Regions from separate parts of the Homo sapiens genome. Here regions 1, 2 and 3 are each linked to region 4. Evidence: chromatin contacts called from ENCODE Hi-C or POLR2A ChIA-PET data. All regions are on one chromosome and are shown on one strand. The core of a region is the stretch at or near the end of the contact, and the rest is flanking DNA. Distances in the headings are between cores, read along the strand shown. Region 1 has its middle 40 kb from the start of LINC02733. Region 2 has its middle 3.7 kb from the start of FTH1. Region 3 has its middle 57 kb from the start of FTH1. Region 4 holds the start of TMEM258 (transmembrane protein 258).

Region 1 (3,163 bases), core at 287-2,786, 250 kb after region 4:
CCAGCAGGTGCCCATCAGAGTGGGTCAGGGAGGGTGGTACCAGACAGGTCAGAGGTGGGTCACAATGGGCATTGAGGCTAGGTGGGGAGCTTGGATTTTATTCCACTTGTAATAGAAAACCAGTTTAGGAGGTGGAGCAGGATGGTGACAAATGAGCTATGTTTTAAAAGGATCACTTTGGGCCGGGTGTGGTGGCTCACTCCTGTAATCCCAGCAGTTTGCTAGGCTGAGGTAGGTGGATCATCTGAGGTCAGGAGTTCGAGAATAGGCTGGCCAACATGGCGAAACCCCGTCTCTACTAAAAATACAAATACAAATAATAATAATAATAATAATAATAATAAATAAATAAAATTAGCTGGGCATGGTGGCAGGCACCTGTAATCCCAGCTACTTGGGAGGCTGAGGCAGGAGAATTGCTTGAACCTGGGAGGAGAAGGTTGCAGTGAGCCGAGATTGTGCCATCGCACTCCAGCCTGGGTGACGGAGCGAGACTCTGTCTCAAAAATAATAATAAAATAAAATAAAACAAAAGGATCACTTTGGCTTCTGATAATGGATCTTAGGGGGACAAGAGGGGAGGTAGAAAGGCAGGCAGAAAGCTCCTGAAGGAGTCTCATGATGGGGACATCCACAGCTACAGCCACCCTGCACCTGAGCAAGTCTCTGAGCCATCCCCGCCCTTATCCCCTTGCACATCCTGCAGTCCTATCCCATTTCTGCAGTCCTCTCTCCCCTTACACAGTGAACATAGTTCAAATATCCTGCCCTGGCTGACCCCACTCCTAAGCCCCCAGACACTTTCTCTGTAGACAATTAGGTGACCCTGCTTCACATGTCTTGAGGATAAAATATGACACATGCCTCAAATCTGGGTTTTTTTTAAAAGGGAAATATCTTTTATTTTATTTTAGACAAGTCTTGCTCTGTTGCCCAGGCTGGAGTACAGTGGTGTGATCTTGGCTCACTGCAACCTCTGCCTCCTGGGTTCAAGAAATTCTTGTGCCTCAGCCTCCCAGGTAGCTGAGATTACAGGCACCCACCACCACGCCTGGCTAATTTTTGTATTTTTAGTAGAGACGGGGTTTCCCCATGTTGGCCAGGCTGGTCTCGAGCTCCTGACCTCAGGTGATCCACCCACCTCAGCCTCCCAAAAGTGCTGGGATTACAGGCGTGAGCCACTGTGCCCAGCCATGACTGTTTTCCCACTGAACTTTAGACAACTGTATCTTTGAGTCTTATCTTTGCAGTTCAGCTGACCACAGGCAATTGAGTGGGCCTTGAAGGAAAGAATGTGGAACTGAATCTGTTATCTGGCAGCCACCTGGGAGACTGGCAGGGCAGAGACGGTTCTGACTGTGGTGATTAGGAAACAGGGCCGCGTGGATGCACCTGCAGACTGGGTCACCAGAAAAGATACAGATCACTGGAGTGTGTGAGACCAAACTGGAATCCATGGGGCACGTGACATCCTCGAAAGAGTAAAGGCAGGTGGGGTGAGTTAGAGTGGTTGCAGTAATAGTGGCACACACGCTGTGCCACGGGGAGTGAGCTGGAGGTGCCCAGGGCTGGGGCCGCCCTATAATGCCAGCTGGAACACACCTTGCTGTTGCTTAACTAAGAGTGAGCCTCTCTTATCGCTCCTCCTGCAACGTTAACTACCATAAACTGTTAGCAGTTGTTACAACCGCCTCTGCCCCAAGATACCTTGGCTCCACTCCCACCTGTTCTCTGAGAAGCTGCAATACAAATTAACTCATCAAAAAAGGTCAAGACATCCAGTTAGTTTGGAATAAAGGGAGAAGAAGAGGAGGGAAGTAGAACTGACTGTTGGAGGAGGGGGCAGAGGAGTGGATTGGAAAAGGATAAATACTGTTTTTTACAATTGTAAACAAGTTATTTATAATATTATAATAAAGGATATGTTTTATTAAAAATACAGCAGATTATTTCAAGGTAGGCTAAACTAGTACTACACACACTGTGTCCCTGGGACAGGACCTGGTCCATGAACTGTTGGTTACCAGTCTGAGAAGAAGTAAGTAGAGAAGTTAAGAGAAATTCTTTAGAAAGTTTTGTAGCAATTGGACAGCACAATTTTCTGTCTGTTGTGAAAGGAAAATAAATCTTGGGACTCCAAAATCACCAAGCTAAAGGGAAAAATCAAGCTGGGAACTGCTTAGGCCAAACCTGCTTCCTGTTCTATTCAAAGTTATCCCCCTGAGGCTCACCTAAGACAAATGCATATCTGATTGCTTCCCCTGCCCTATTTATTTATTTATTTATTTATTTATTTATTTATTTATTTATTTTTGCGATGGAGTTTCACTCTTCTTACCCAGGCTGGAGTGCAATGGCCTGGTCTCGGCTCACCGCAACCTCCACCTCCTGGGTTCAAGCGATTCTCCTGCCTCAGCCTCCCGAGTAGCTGGGATTACAGGCATGCACTGCCACGCCTGGCTAATTTTGTATTTTCAGTTGAGACGGGGTTTCTCCATGTTGGTTAGGCTGGTCTCAAACTCCTGACCCCAGGTGATCCACCCGCCTCGGCCTCCCAAAGGGCTGGGATTACAGGTGTGAGCCACCGCGCCTATCTGCCCTACCATTTATGTAAAAATGAAGATTCACTGAGACAGCCTTCAGTGGAAGGCTGATCAAGGACTCAAAAGAATGCAACCTTCTGTCTCTTATCCACTTCTAACCTGGAAGCCCCCACTTCCAGTTGTCCCGCCTTGCTGGACCGAATCAATGTACATCTTACATGTATTGATTGATGTTTCATGTCTCTCTAAAATGTATGAAAGCAAACTGTACCCCTGATGACCTTGGGCACATGCCTCAGGACTTCCTGAGGCTGTGTCACAGGCATGTCCTTAACCTTGGGAAAATAAAGTCTCTAAATTGACTGAGACCTGTCTCAGATATTCGGGGTTCACACTGTTGAATGTAATCATGAGAATGGGACCTGTATTTTGTAAGTCTTTAAAAAAATTTTCAACTTCCCAGTAATTTCTAATGTACTATACGGAAGTATTGGTCTCTGAGCCCTGGCAGTGAAGAAAAATAGCCTGGTTCTTCAGCCCAGGGATTCTGAGAAGCATTGAGTCCAATTTGGGGAGGTGTGGGGGTTGGGGGGAAGAGGCTGAAGCATTGAGACCTGTGT
Region 2 (2,894 bases), core at 216-2,715, 180 kb after region 4:
TAGCATAAATGAAGAGGTACCATATTCCCAAATGGTCGGTCAATCTTCATTCTGTAAAGATGTCAGTTTCCCCAAATAAGCATAAATTCACTGCAATTTCCATAAGAGGCAGTTTTTTGTTTTTGTTTTTCCTCAGCCATTACTGTCTCTGGGACAGTATTTTTTTTTTTTTTGAAACTTCACAAAATGATTCTAAAGTTCATTTGGAGGAGTCAGTGTGTTGATAGATTTGCATTTGGTGCTATAATAAAGGTACAGTAAAGTGCTATAAGCAGTATGGTACTGGCACAGGAAGAGATGACTAGATTAATGCAACAAAATAGTCCTGCCCCCCTATTATGAGAACTTGGTATATGCTAAACTGTTGTGTCACATTAGGGAAGAAAGAATGGGTTTAACAAATTATGTTGAAACAATTGACAGTCATGTGGAGAAAAGTGACTCACTCAGTATTTAAAAATACATTCCAGATAGATTAAAAATCCAAGCCTTAAAAAAAGTATAAAGTTTTGAGAAGAATATATACAAGATTATTTTTATAATTTTGGGGTAGGGAATGTTCTTCTGAGGCTGTCAGAAGCCGTAAAAGTACAGTTGGCAGGTTTGCCTATTTAAAAATGAAAAGCTGTAAGACAAAAGATGTTGTAAACAAGGTTAAAACAGAGATGACAAATTGGGATGATATTTGTAGCTCATGTAAGTGATGAAGATTAGGAACTATAATATATATTTGTATGTTTAATGAAGTACTATGTATGTGTCACACCTTTTTTTTTGAGATGGAGTTTTGCCCTTGTTGCCCAGGCTGGAGTGCAGTGGCTTGATCTCGGCTCACTGCAACCTCCACCTCCCGGGTTCAAGAGATCCTCCTGCCACAGCCTCCCAAGTAGCTGGGACTACAGGTGCCTACCACCACACCTGGCTGATTTTTGTGTTTTTAATAGAGACGGGGTTTCACCATGTTGGCCAGGCTGGTCTCGAACTCCTGACCTCAAGTGATCCACCTGCCTCGGCCTCCCAAAGTGCTGGGATTACAGGCATGACCCACCGCACCTGGCCTTATGAGACCCTTTTGATTGCCTGCGCTGGTGCTGTAGATGGTAAGCTCCTGGAAGGCAGGCATTGTTTCTGTCTTGTCTCTGCACTCCCAGCTTTTTGCAAATTGCTTGTTACTTGGTGCCCAGTATCTGTTGCATGAACAGATGGATTCATGATTGAATGTGGAGGATGGATGAGAGTGAGGCTAGAGGGCTGGGCACCAGTCAGGAGGCAGCAGCCTTAGTTATTAGTGAGCAGAGAAGATAGAACACAGATTTGACAGATCTGGAGAAGATCAAATGAACAGACTGATTGGCGAAAGTCGGGGGCCAGGGGTGGGCAGTGTGTAAGAGATCTCTCAGCTTTATGATTTGGTAGGCCTGGCTGCTGCTGCCATTCCCTGAGCCAAGGAGCACAGGAGGAAATGAAGGTTTCGGGGAAAGCCCTTGGGGAAGGCCTGCTTGGTTTTGGACTAGATGTGCTGAGTTTCCAGGCTTCCGGGATGTCCAGGGGGACAAAGCCAGCATGAAGCTCTCGGACCCACTGGAGGGAAGTCGGTCTGCTGCAGGGAGTAGGTTTCCTGAATCAGTGTTGGCTCCATGCTTGGCTAAACATGCATGTAGCTGCAGTGAACATCGCAGCAAGACTGAGGGACAGCTTGTGCTGTAGAAGGTCATTGGGAGGAGGCTGGCTGGGAACAATGGAAGGGAAATCTATTGGTGGGGGAGTGTGAGTGTGTGTGTGTGTTTATGATTGTTTATATGATTGCTTGTGTCCGTTCCCTACTTTCTGGTAACTTGAGGTGTCAGAACTGCAATGTCTAAGCCTTTAGATTCTTCCGAAGCTGTGGCCTGGTCTTGGGACCTTTGTTGACCAGGGTTCTACCTCCCCCACCCTCCAGCTCAGCTCCTCGTGACTTGGAGGCAGCAGAGAGTTTGGCTGGTCTCCCAGGACAGCCGCCTCCCAGGGCCAGGAGTGGCGGGAGGGACCTCAGATGAGAGAAGAGCCAAGCCGGTGGTTTCTGGAGGTTCAGCACATCCTGGAGCAGGAGGGGGCGGTGGTGGGGGTTGCGGTGGAGAGTTGCTGTCCCACCGTGACTCAGCACTCTGCTAGGCTGGGCTTGGGCTCAAAAAGTGCTTTGTCATGGAGGAGAAGAGCAGTCATAAGACCTGGAGGGCTGTGGCTTCACTGTGGAGGGAGGGAGGGAGGGAGGGAGGGAGGGAGGGAGAGTGTCCCCCTCCCCCCATTTCCTAATGGGACAAAGTCCAGAGGCCGGACTGGGAACAAAGGGGTCTGAGATCACTCAGGGGGGCCTCTGATGGTGTTTTTGCTGGCAAGCCTAGGTGTCACTTTTCCTACCTATCCCTCGCTCAGTGCCTTCCCGCCGCATGGGGAATTCTCAATAGATGTTGGGTCCCTTTCTCTTCTAGGGATTGTTATTGTGTAGTCACAATTTAGGATCCACAGCTAGGAAATCATAGACCCCCCACAAATTTTAAGGCTTTGGAAAGGACGTTAGAGCTTCCAAATCATCATGTTTTACAGATAAGGTGAGACCCAAAAAAGGTTAGGCTTGCCCAAAGCCGTAGAGTCACTGGCTGAAACACAAGCTGAAAACTAGGACAGGGCACATGATGGAACCCCGCATGGCCATTAAATACAGTAAGTGTGTTTAATAAGTGTGTTGCTGGAATGTGTGTGTGCAGGAATGCTATGTGAAAAGGCCAGACCCCAAACCGTTCCACAGGCTGATTGCAACAAAGAAAAACCTCAGGGCTGGAGACATAGATGAGGATTGGGAGAGAATGGGTTACGTGGTATTTTAACTGAAGAGCTGATGTTTTAAATGTCTGGGA
Region 3 (3,076 bases), core at 485-2,984, 230 kb after region 4:
TAGTTCAACCATTGTGGAAGACAGTGTGGTGATTCCTCAGAGATCTAGAAGCAGAAATACCATTTGATCCAGCAATCCCATTACTGAGTATATACCCAAAGGTATAGAAATCATTCTGTTTTAAATGTACATCCTCACATATGTTCATTGCAGCACTATTCACTATAGCAAAGACATGGAATCAACCTAAATGCTCATCCATGATAGACTGATAAAGAAAATGTGGTATATATACACCGTGGAATACTATGCAGCCATAGAAAGGAATGAGGTCATGTCCTTTGCAGGGACGTGAATGGAGCTGGAAGCCATTATCCTCAGCAAACTAATACAGGAACAGAAAACCAAACGCTGATTGTTCTCACTTATAAGTGGGAGCTGAGTGATGAGAACACATGGACACAAGAGGGGAACAACACACACTGGGGTCTGTAGGAAGGTTAGAGGGGGAAGGAGAACATCAGGAAGAATAGCTAATAGATGCCGGGCTTAATACCTAGGGAATGGGTTGATCTGTGCAGCAAACCACCATGGCACTGCACATGTACCCTGGAACTTAAAAGTTGAGAAAAAAAAAGTGATCTTAGTAAGTGCAAAAGACTGGAATGAGATCTTCCAATCACGTCTGACTCAACCTCTAATTCTTGCTGTGAAAATGTATATGATATATTAAAAAATCAAATAAAAATGGCTTTTAGAATCGTATAAAAAAGAAAATAACCTGAAATTCCAAGAAAACAGGCAAAGATGAACATTAAAAGCATTAGGATGGTTGTTTGTAGGGGAGAAGGGAATAGGAATTGTGATAAAAGAAAATAGCTTAAATAGCTTTTTTTTTAGACAGGGTCTCACTCTGTCGCGAAGGCTGGAGTGCAGTGGTGTGATCTCGGTTCACTGCAACCTCTGCCTCCTGGGTTCAAGTGATTCTCTTGTCTCAGCCTCCTGAGTAGCTGGGATTATGGGCATGTGTCACCACACCTGGCTAATTTTTGTATTTTTATTATTTTTATTTTTATTTTTATTTTTTTTGAGATGGAGTTTCACTCTTGTCACCCAGGCTGGAGTGCAATGGCGCACTCTCGGCTCACACAACAACTGCCTTTCAGGTTCAAGCGATTCTCCTGCCTCAGCCTCCCCAGTAGCTGGGATTATAGGTGCCCATCATCACATCCAGCTAATTTTTTGTAATTTTAATAGAGACGGGATATCACCACGTTGTCCAGGCCGGTCTTGAACTCCTGACCTCAGGTGATCCACCTGCCTCGGCCTCCCAAAGTGCTGGGATTACAGGTGTGAGCCACCAAGCCCGGCCATAATTTTTGTATTTTTAGTAGAGACAGGGTTTTGCCATGTTGGCCAGGCTGGTCTCGAACTCCCGACCTCAGGTGATCCACCCACCTCGGCCTCCCAAAGTGCTGGGATTACAGGCGTGAGCCACCGCGCCTGGCCATAATTTTTGTATTTTTCCATGTTGCCATGGAACATGGCATGTTGTATTTTTAATAGAGACGGGGTATCACCATGTTGGCCAGGCTGGTCTCGAACTCCTGACCTCAGGTGATCCACCCACCTCAGCCTCATAAAGTGCTGGGATTACAGGCGTGAGCCACCATGTCTGGCCAGAAAATAGCTATTTTTAAAAGGAGTGCAAAGTGAGGGTTTCGCACAGAAACTGGTATGTGGTAAGTGCTCCCTAAGTGTCAGCTATTACTAATTAATTAAGAAACAAGTAGTCCAAAGACAGTCAGTGTGTTTCCCCAAGCACACATCTTGGTAAGTTCCATGAAGAGGCATGGTCTGTAACTGTCTTGCCATGATCATTTTTTCAGGAGCCTAGAGCAGTGTTTGGCAGTCGATATGTCTTGAATGATTGAACAAAAGCTAGTTTGTGACAGAGCCACCCAGCGGAATGTTCACCTCGTCCAACTCTTCTACACAATCGAGAGAAACATTCTTTTCTAATTTCCTTCCTTTTTTAGAAAAAATTAATAGACCTTGGTTCTGTCCCCAACGGTCTGAATTAGGGGTTAATTAGGGTTAACCACATTTTGTATTTATATGTCCTTTCCTATGGAGACATCAAAGCCCAGAAATGTCACCTCAATGCCCATACAGCTTTCCCCTCACCTCCAAGAGTGACAGAGTGAAATTTAGAATCCCAGGCCCTTGCAGGTAAGTCTGACAGTTTCAGTGAGCTCTGGACGGGGAGGTGCCCACAGGGTTTGTTGGTCCAGAAAGCAACAGAACTCAGTAGGCTAAAGGGAAGTGAGTCAGTGTCTTAATGCACATGGATTTCAAAACAGTAGGGACTGCAGACTTCATGGTGTGAAGAAACGCATCTGACAGCTTTGTTATTACATCAGGAAAGCTGCAGTCAGCAGACACGTACGGGATGTGGGAGGTTTGTTTTGACCACACCCCTGTCAATAGTTACAAGATAAGCCAAAGCAAGAAGCACAGACACCATGCCTGGCAGAAAAGCGGCCGTTTGCGGAACTATTTTATGTAACACAAAACCACGTTTTCGGTCCGTAAGGCAGGGTCTCCACCTCATTGTGTGTGCACAGATCAAGCAATGACGATGGCTCTTGCCTACAGGAAGCAGCAGAATGTCCATGACCTTCCCCAGTGAGATCATCACTTCTACGGTGCCTGGGACTTCCTTACCTCTTTTTAAAGATCTCCCTCTGTGACAGCCCCCACCTTGCTCACGGAGGACTTAGTCTTCTTATTTGAGTCTTTAGAGCCAGCAGTGGCTAGCATGTTAGACTCACCTGGAGAGCTTTTAAAAAATCCCAGTACTTGGCTGCACTCAGACTGATTAAATTAGAACCTCTGGGCACACACACACAAAAAAATGCTAGACGCGATGTCTCACGCCTGTAATCCCAGCACTTTGGGAGGCCGAGGCAGGTGGATCATTTGAGGTCAGGAGTTCAAGACCAGCCTGGGCAACATGGCAAAAACTCATCTCTACTAAAAATATAAAAATTAATCAGATGTGGTGGTGCATACCTGTAATCCCAACTACTCAGGAGGCTGAGTCAGGAGAATCTCTTGAACCCGGGAGGCAGAA
Region 4 (3,009 bases), core at 376-2,875:
CGGCGTCTCACTCTGTCGCCCGGGCTGGAGGGCAGTGGCACGATCTCGGCTCACTGCAACCTCTGCCTCCCGGGTTCTAGAGATTCTCATACCTCAGCCTCTCGAGTAGCTGGGACTATAGGATTACAGGTGCGCACCACCACATCTAATTTTTGTATTTTTAGTAGAGATGGGGTTTTGCCATGCTGGCCAGGATGGTCTTGAATTCCTGACCTCAGGTGATCTGCCTGCCTCGGCCTCCCAAAGTACTGAGATTACAGGTGTGAGTTGCCGCGCCCAGGCTCAATTTTTTTTTTTTTCCAGACAGTCTTGCTCTATCGCCCAGGCTGGAGTGCCTGGAGTGCAGTGGTGCCAACTCGGCTCACTGCAAGCTCCGCCTTCTGGGTTCAAGTGATTATCCTGCCTCAGCCTCCCGAGCAGCTGGGATTACAGGCGTGAACCACCATGCCCGGCTAATTTTTTGTATTTTTAGGAGAGACAGGGTTTCACCTTGCTGGCCAGGCTGGTCTTGAACTTCTGACCTCCTGATCCGCTCGCCTCAGCCTCCCAAAGTGCTGGGATTACAGGAGTGAACCACCGCGCCTGGCCCTCAATTTCTAATTCAGTATTTTCCTCACTACCTATGCTATTATGGAATCTTGTGAGCTATGGTCAAGACATTCAAGTTCTGGTTCTGAGTAATCTGAGTCTGAGTAAAGCGACTGTAATATCTATTTCACAGAACTGAAAAATAAGAAAGATGATGAATCAAAGCATCTAGTGCCTAGCAGGGAGTATTTTGCTCAACAGGTATTTGCTTCCTTCCTAAGGCTGTAGGGAAGATGATGAGATAATGTCTTTTATGAAAGAGGGCTGTAAACGTAAAGATCTGTACAAATGTTAACTTCATTGTCACCGGTCAGCCAATGCTTCTAAAATCCAGAACATAACAACTCTAGAGAAGTAAACTGCCCCCATTGTTCTGAGACACTGGAATTCAATTCAGTAAACAATCACGGCCCCCTTCCCCCAAAATGATAAAGACAATCACTGCCATTTATTGAGCTTCCAATTACGGGCCCTCTGTTTGGCACTGAGAATACAAAGATGAATAGACATCATCCCAGAGCTAGATGCGCGTCAGACGGTGGTCACTAGGAGGCGTGGCCGAAAACAAAGAAGTCCATGGAACGTGGCCAGAGATCTGTACAGAGGCTGTGGGCGCTCCTAGGAAAGTCTGGCCAAGTGCCTGAGAGTTGGAAGTGCTTCACCAATAAACATTTGCCCAGGGCATTGTAGGATGGGCACGGGTTCGGCAGAAGAACTTTCCAAATAAAGATAACACACCACCGATAACAGAGATATACAAACTGGAAGGTATTCAAAATTCGCCCCACGCCTCTCGCCCTTAGAAATCGCGAGCTGAGAAACCTAAGGAGTTCATGGCAAGGGGCTTCCCCCTTCCCCACCCTTCAGCCCAAGCCGGAGGTTCCAGGAGCGTCTAGCCCTCTGGATCTCCGGCGTCTGAGGAGATAAGCGCGGTGTGGGTCAGACCCCGAGGGGTCCTCGCATCTCCGTCTGGAACTCCCCTCAACGCTCTCACCATTTTGCCCCGCGAAGGCTAATCCGCCGCTCCGCCACCGGAAGAACACGTCGGCAGGAGCAGGCGCCTAGCACAACCGGAAAAGGAAGTGCCTCCGGCGCAAGTGGCATTGAGGGACTTGTAGTCCTGCGATTTCGGGTGTAGAGGGAGCAGGGGCCTGCGGGGACCTGGTGTGGGTGGAGTGGGGACAAGCGGTGGAGAAGGGTACGCCAGGGTCGCTGAGAGACTCTGTTCTCCCTGGAGGGACTGGTTGCCATGAGAGCAGCCGTCTGAGGGGACGCAGCCTGCACTACGCGCCCCAAGAGGCTGTGCGTGGCGAGCAGGTCACGTGACGGGAGCGCGGGCTTTGGAAGGCGGCTGAACGTCAGGCCACCCGCCGCTAAGCTGAGAAGGGAGAGCGAGCTTAGGACCGCCTGCCCGGGGCAACCCCGAACCAAGCTTTAGCCGCCGAGGCCGCGTGTCCCAAAGGCCAGGTGAGACCCCATGGGAAGCGCCTCCGGGAGCGACGGGGTCCGCTTGGCGCTGGGGGCCGTGGGGAGCCGGGGTCTGGAGTGCGCGGGATTCGCAGTCAAGAGGTCCCGCCACTTTTCCCCCTGTGAGCCTTGGGCCAGTCGCGTAAGCTCCGAGCCTCTCTTTCCTCCATTGTAGAAAAGCGGTAATAAGTTCCACCTTATGGGGTCGTGTTGTATTTTTCCTAAGACCTTGGACGAGAAACATTTCTGACACTTGAGTTGTTTAGGCCCCTTTCCTGCCTACCTGTCTGTGGGACGCCGTGAGGGGATCAAGGGCTACATGGTCTGGTCCTCAGTCCACACTCCAGCAGCGCGGCCGGCTTGAGGCAAGAGCCGAAGGGTTGAACAGGCCTGGAGAGGGGACATTAGAGGTTTCTGTCTGTTGTCTCAGTTAACCCTGGCAGCAGCCCTGAGAGACAGGCATGGTAATCGTTCTTCTTCTGTAGACGAGAAAATAAACCTCAGTGGCTTGGTAATGTCACACGGATGGTAAATGCCGCGCCTAGATTCAAGGCCAGAGCTTTTGCCGCTGCAGTTCACAGGGGAATTATTCATATTAATCAAATGAATAATTCATTGTCAATTAATTATTAATTGATTAATAATCCAGGGATGGACCTGGAAGGACGCGTGAGAGGATGGCGAGAGGAGGGCACAGCTAAGGAAAAGTGGGAAAAGGCGGGCCTTATTCCAGCTTTCTGTTGAGATCCCAGAATGTAGGGTTAGGTTGGGAACCAGAACATGAAAGATCGTGATGCCATGCTGAAGTGTTTGGACTGAATTAGAAGGAAGAATTGAACAGTCATTGATGCTCTAGAAAGAACCCTGTGAAGAAAGAGTGGGAACAATGAAAAGGCCTGATGGAGTCTTTCGTTTCTTCTTTCTCTTTTCTTTTGTCTTCTTTTCTTTTCTTGA

Evidence for each region. A loop is a pair of places that touch in the nucleus more often than their neighbours do. ChIA-PET counts read pairs that join two places held with the same protein, here RNA polymerase II (POLR2A). Pooled maps may share reads with other maps.
Region 1: a loop to region 4 is called in a pooled map, with 3 times the contacts of the local background. The contact joins the enhancer-like site here to the promoter of TMEM258 in region 4. A Hi-C loop is called at or near these places in 5 of 168 maps with a recorded cell type or tissue (CD4-positive, alpha-beta memory T cell, MCF 10A, PC-9 and 2 more) and 8 of 50 pooled maps.
Region 2: a map of GM12878 shows a loop between it and region 4 (4-fold over the local background). The contact joins the enhancer-like site here to the promoter of TMEM258 in region 4. A Hi-C loop is called at or near these places in 15 of 168 maps with a recorded cell type or tissue (B cell, CD4-positive, alpha-beta T cell, CD4-positive, alpha-beta memory T cell and 9 more), 24 of 37 single-sample maps with no recorded cell type and 24 of 50 pooled maps. POLR2A ChIA-PET finds 5 or more read pairs at or near these places in 32 of 52 experiments (AG04449, AG04450, B cell and 26 more).
Region 3: a loop to region 4 is called in a map of CD8-positive, alpha-beta T cell, with 19 times the contacts of the local background. The contact joins the enhancer-like site here to the promoter of TMEM258 in region 4. A Hi-C loop is called at or near these places in 3 of 168 maps with a recorded cell type or tissue (CD4-positive, alpha-beta memory T cell, CD8-positive, alpha-beta T cell and naive thymus-derived CD4-positive, alpha-beta T cell), 1 of 37 single-sample maps with no recorded cell type and 11 of 50 pooled maps. POLR2A ChIA-PET finds 5 or more read pairs at or near these places in 4 of 52 experiments (CD4-positive, alpha-beta T cell, CD4-positive, alpha-beta memory T cell, GM10248 and 1 more).

Annotation. Positions count from the first base shown.
Region 1 is chr11:62,040,860-62,044,022 of GRCh38, forward strand. No RefSeq gene overlaps it. Among named protein-coding and RNA genes, the nearest start is that of LINC02733, 40 kb to the right of the region's middle. Within about 2 kb of position 1,537, at least 7 of the 41 ENCODE cell types and tissues checked have a DNase peak (open chromatin) inside an H3K27ac peak, as active enhancers do; they include PC-9, where a contact is called at or near this core.
Region 2 is chr11:61,969,911-61,972,804 of GRCh38, forward strand. No RefSeq gene overlaps it. Among named protein-coding and RNA genes, the nearest start is that of FTH1, 3.7 kb to the left of the region's middle. RefSeq lists cis regulatory regions at 1,696-2,455, 1,701-2,212, 2,132-2,142 and enhancers at 1,967-2,261, 2,065-2,209, 2,873-2,894. Within about 2 kb of position 1,466, at least 36 of the 41 ENCODE cell types and tissues checked have a DNase peak (open chromatin) inside an H3K27ac peak, as active enhancers do; they include GM12878, HCT116, IMR-90 and 6 more, where a contact is called at or near this core.
Region 3 is chr11:62,023,322-62,026,397 of GRCh38, forward strand. No RefSeq gene overlaps it. Among named protein-coding and RNA genes, the nearest start is that of FTH1, 57 kb to the left of the region's middle. RefSeq lists an enhancer at 2,267-2,366. Within about 2 kb of position 1,735, at least 29 of the 41 ENCODE cell types and tissues checked have a DNase peak (open chromatin) inside an H3K27ac peak, as active enhancers do; they include CD4-positive, alpha-beta T cell and CD8-positive, alpha-beta T cell, where a contact is called at or near this core.
Region 4 is chr11:61,790,974-61,793,982 of GRCh38, forward strand. It overlaps TMEM258 (transmembrane protein 258), which reads right to left and starts at 1,626. Exons shown (of 4, transcript NM_014206.4): 1 at 1,583-1,626. The coding sequence starts at 1,585. It overlaps FEN1 (flap structure-specific endonuclease 1), which reads left to right and starts at 1,938. Exons shown (of 2, transcript NM_004111.6): 1 at 1,938-2,055. It overlaps MIR611 (microRNA 611), which reads right to left and starts at 1,588; the gene lies at 1,522-1,588. RefSeq lists enhancers at 874-1,851, 1,644-1,938, 1,852-2,827.